2 separate regions of the Homo sapiens genome follow, and region 2 is linked to region 1. A link is an interaction called in ENCODE POLR2A ChIA-PET data of the cell type or tissue named here. Cell type or tissue: PC-3. All regions are shown on one strand.

Region 1 (2,500 bases):
GTTTACACTCTGCTCCCCTCTTAATTAAAAATTCCACCTTTAGGTCATTTTTTTTTTTTTTTTTTTTTTGCTGCGGTATCTAATTGTAAGCTGTTAGAAGTAGCCATTGCACTTCTTGAAGACTTTGCTGCTTGGAAATTTCTTCCACCAGGTACTATAGGTTATTACTCTTAAGTTTGGCCTTCCACAAAGCCCTAGGGCATGGACACAATGGAGCTAAGTTCTTTGCTGCAGCATAACAAGGGTGACCTTTGCTCCAAGTCCCAGTCAGTTCATTTCTATTTTGTGGGGGTCTGTCCTGTAGAACCTGACCCAACGATGGATGAATAAAGTACACTGACACACAGATACTCTGCTTTGCCAGTCCAGTTGAGTTTCTGGGCCGCTTACAGACTCCACACAGAGTGCTGTAAACAGTTGTGACAGGGCCCTGACCAGCCAGTGAGACTTGCATTTATTCAGTAAAGATTAATTGACAAAGGCTTGAGCCAACACTGCTAGAGGGTAATTGACATTATAGACTTCCCGAGTAGAAAGCAATTAAGCACCCACTGTAGAACAAAGGTTAGTCTTAAGACCACATGTGTAAACAAGTTAGATAAATTCCCCACATTCCTTTGTTTCTACTCTAATTTATTTAACTAAAGGTAAGGGTATCAGGCTGCCTTCAGCCAGATGTATTACAGAAGTTATACAAACTCTCAGGCCTTCCAAGAGGGTTTGTGGCTATCATAACTAAAATTTTTCCCACCAGCCTGACTGAATGCCCACACTATCTGAGACCTCAGTATGACCATTATGGTCTATATTTCTATCAGCATTTTAGTCACAACCACTTAACTAATCTCTAAGAAGTTCCAAAGTTTCCCCATCATTTTATCTTCTTCTGAGCCCTCCAAACTCTTCCTGTTACCTAATTCCATAGTGCTTTAACATTTTTTTTTTACAAAATTCTTCTAAATTTGAAAATAAATTTATTGGTAAGTGGTTTGCATGGTAATTCTTTCACATGATTTTCAGCTTGGCTCCTTAAAGCTAATTAGCACATTTATTTCTAAATTATAAATAAAGCTATTCCTAAGAATTTGGCTTTAATCCTAACCCTTGCTTTAACCCTAATGTTTGTCAAACAGATAAGGATCTGTTTATTTAAGAGATATCAAATAAAAAGCCCTTTGGTAAACAACCATCTGTGTGCTCACTTACTTATTGGATGAGTCATTCATTAAACAAGTACTTAATGGATAGCAACATATAACAGACAGTTTTATAAGTCCTAAGGATACTGCTATGAATGAGTCAAAGTCCCAGTACTTTTCACCATTCTGACTAGCATATGGCAACCAAAAAATGGCCATGTTAGTAAATAAATAAATTAAACAAATTTCCATATTTATGCATATATATTTTATATTAAATTTAAGAAATAATGAATTAATATGTAAATAATTTAAATTCAGCAAGTGATAGAAAATGAAGTATATGGGATAGAGGAGGTTGGTTGCTTGAGCTATTTACAAAGGCCTCACTGAGGAGGTGAATTTTAATCTATAACTTAAAGAATGAGAGAGAATTACATAAGAAACTGGGAGAAAAAATAGCAAACTAGATTTCCTGAAAAAACTCCCAAGAAAAAATACCTAGGAATGCTGAATAAAATGTCAGAAGATTTCTTTTTATTTCTATAACTGAGTTTTTAAAAGTTAAGGAACTCTTCAGAGATTAAAAAAAAGAAGTTCTATACCTGAATCTATGCCTCGAGGACATATCTGATAAGAGGAACCTAGAGACTTGGTTTTGTTGGCTCGAGGAAAAAATTCCCATAAAGGTTGTACAGTTGGAAATGAGTTCTCAACCTAAAGCTGGACACATTGAAAGACCATACCTCAGTGGAAGATTAAAAAAAAAAAAAAAGCTTCCTTCTTAGGGAGATAAAAAGGTAACTTGTCTTTTTTGGTCCTTGTTTGGGCAGAGGAAAATATTTGTGATCATATATAAAATACTGCACATAGGTTACCAAGATGATGGAAGGTAACCTGCTCATATACCCCCATAAGAAAAAAAATTCTGTATACATCCACAGACAAAAGTCTCTCTATCAGGATTCAGATAGAAGTTTGTGAAATCCTACTGGAATCCAAGTCCTTGAAGGATCATTTTGAGAATGCAGACCAATACTTGAGTCACTAATCCTCCAAGCTTGCTCCCAGGCTGAAGCTCAGAAGCAGCCTAGTTCTCTAAGGGGAATGGCTAGAAGCCTGTTTGCCTTGAACCTGCAACCAAAACCATCTGCCAAAGAGTCCAGAAAGAATCACACACACTAGTGCCTTGGCAGAAAGGCTTCTCTGTCCATTGGTAGCAGTCACAGGAAAAAACTTGAAAGTTGCCTTGTGACTCAGCTCCAGTGTGCCCTCAGCTGAGCTCCCTGCTCATAGCTACCTGCACAAGCATCCAAAGGGAGTCTCACCTATATCTTGCAGCCCGGGAATCTGAGCCACCC
Region 2 (2,500 bases), 140 kb after region 1:
GTTTTATATATCAACTCAAAACTTCAACCAATTTTCTAAAACAGAACTAATTCACAGTAAAATGCCTATATATAACAACCAATCATGTTTGGATGTAAAAAGATTTAAATGTTCATTAAATGGTTGCTTTGTATACAGTAACCACAGTACTATGGCCTTTATTGATTCTCAGCTATACCTTTCACAGCATTTACACTTAATTCTATTTAAAATAGAACTCAAGATTTCACTCTTATCCCCACCTTTTTTTCACAACACACACACATTGTTTTGTTTAAAATGTAGTATTGAGCTTTGGGGGCATGACTGCACATTTTTGTGTGTGTGTAAGACATCAGCAAGTAATATATTGCAAAGACACCTACATTCTGAAGTTTGGATTTTAAAATCCAAGAGGTGCTTCACCAGGAAAATGTTAAGGTGTGCAACTCACCATTTATCCTAAATACATCCACACACATGCATTTGTAGCAGCATTGTTTACAGTAATCAAAAACTGTCAACATCCTCAATGTTCACTTATAGTAGCATGCATGAATTATGAAATATTCATATAATGGGAGAGTATATTAAAAAGAAAATGATATAGCCAAATATTATAGTATGGATTACCTCCAGAAACATGAACCAATACATTCCTGTTCATTTTAAATTATCTAGTCTGAGATGTTCTATCAGCACAAAATTGATTAAGACATAGGGATACCTCCAGGGTGGAGGGATAGAACTGTAATTGGGGAGAACGGCATGAATAGACTGGATATGTGTTTTGGAATGCTGCCAGTTTTACTTTTTGACTTAGGTTACACAAGTGTTTGTTTTATAAGCACTCATTAAACTACAATATATTTTCATGAACTCTTCTGGAAATGTATATGTTTCAGAGTAAGAAAAGGAAAAAGTGAGTGGAAAAGGTAAGCTTAGGTATTAATAAAGGAGATAGGATTACAGGATGCTGCTAAGGGGCACCAACCCTTGGCTGCTCTATCTGACCGTATGTCAACAAATGTGTGACAACTGTAGAGTATAAAAAGAAGGTTACCCAAAATAAGACAGGGACAAAACCATTTGCAAAAGAGCTTGCACTTAGAAAAACAATACATTTGTTGGATTGGAACTTTATAGATAAGAAAACCTTCAATATAAATAACACGCTTTAAAAATATCTAGAAGATAAAAACTGAAAATTTCCATGGGAACAGAATGGGCATTCATAAAATCATAAGATGTAAGAATACCATGAACTGAGGGTTTGTGCAACAAATCCTGCAATTTTCAAAACATGAGGATGTCAATGAAATTCAAAAGAAATCATTTTCAACAATTAAAAAAATTTACATAGAGGGTAATAACTTTGCAGTAATTTATTATTATTACGTATTCTTAAATTTCGGTATGTAACAGAAAAAAAAATCGAATACTTAGGTACCAAGTCAGAATATTTAAAAAAAGGTGTTTAATCATTTCATAACTAGTTGAAATTTAGTTTAAAATGAATGTTTTTCAGAACTTTAACCAGGCTGGGACACAAAGGCAAAAAAGTTGAAAAGCATTTGCCCAGCTACTTCTGATTCCCAACGTGTTGCCCCCTGCTGGGAGACTGTGTCACAGCTAATCCCATTAATACTACTTTTCTGCGGAACTTAATTTTTGTAAAAAATTCCACCTTCATTTCCATAAATGAAACGTACCTATCTTCCTTCAACAAAACTTTATTTAAAATCACTGTCAGCCGAGCGCGGGCACCGGCGCGGGCTATGGCTGCGACTTCCCTCATGTCAGCGTTGGTCGCCGGCTGATCCAGCCCGCTCAGAGCTGCCGCCTCTGTCCTCGCCCTTTCCACCTCGCGGCAGTTCCTTTGAACTCCCTCGGACGAGCTCTTACTGGTTCCGATAACTCTCACTGCTCTTATGAGCTAAGCTTTTGCACCAACTGAACAGCTGGCCAACCTAAAAATTGTTGCCTTTGCAGTCAGATACTCACTCTTGGTCTGTCAGCTTTGGATGAAGCAGTGGGGTTCTTGGGAAGAACCCATTGCCAACTAAATGAAGCTGTTGTCAGGAAACTGGCCCAGTGGATCAAGCAGGAAGTGCGGCAGGAGGTGGAGGAGCAGGTGGCCTCTGGCAACAAAGGGCCATGCCTGAGCGTGGCTCTGGTCAGCAAAACTCCTGCAAGTCTCTGCCATATCCTCAACAAAACCAGGGCAGCTGCAGATGTGGGAATCAACAGTGAGATAATTGTGAAACCAGCTTCAATTTCAGAGGAAGAATTGTTGAATTTAATCAATAAATTGAATAATGATGGTAATGTAGATGGCCTCCTTCTCCACCTGCCTCTTCCAGAGCACATTGATGAGAGAAAGATCTGCAATTCTGTTTTTCCAGATAAGGATGTTGATGGCTTTCATGTAATTAATGTAGGGTGAATGTATCTGGACCAGTATTCCGTATACCAGCTACTCCATGCAGTGTGTGGGAAATAATTAAGCAAACTGGCATTC

The links. ChIA-PET counts read pairs that join two places held together with the same protein. Peaks named below come from ENCODE experiments on the same cell type or tissue, not always from the same donor. Only the 100,000 strongest peaks of a DNase experiment are listed, where the experiment ranks them.
Region 2: POLR2A ChIA-PET joins it to region 1 with 16 read pairs; 3 of 35 experiments call an interaction of 5 or more read pairs at or near these places.

Annotation. Positions count from the first base shown.
Region 1 is chr5:42,107,370-42,109,869 of GRCh38, reverse strand. No RefSeq gene overlaps it. Among named protein-coding and RNA genes, the nearest start is that of LINC02996, 67 kb to the left of the region's middle. In PC-3, no CTCF peak of the experiment used is centred here; DNase peaks (open chromatin) are centred at 699 and 1,209; H3K27ac peaks cover 2,038 bases.
Region 2 is chr5:41,967,623-41,970,122 of GRCh38, reverse strand. It overlaps a transcript of FBXO4 not described here and the pseudogene MTHFD2P6. Among named protein-coding and RNA genes, the nearest start is that of FBXO4, 44 kb to the right of the region's middle. In PC-3, a CTCF peak has its summit at 1,591 (motif pointing left); no DNase peak of the experiment used is centred here.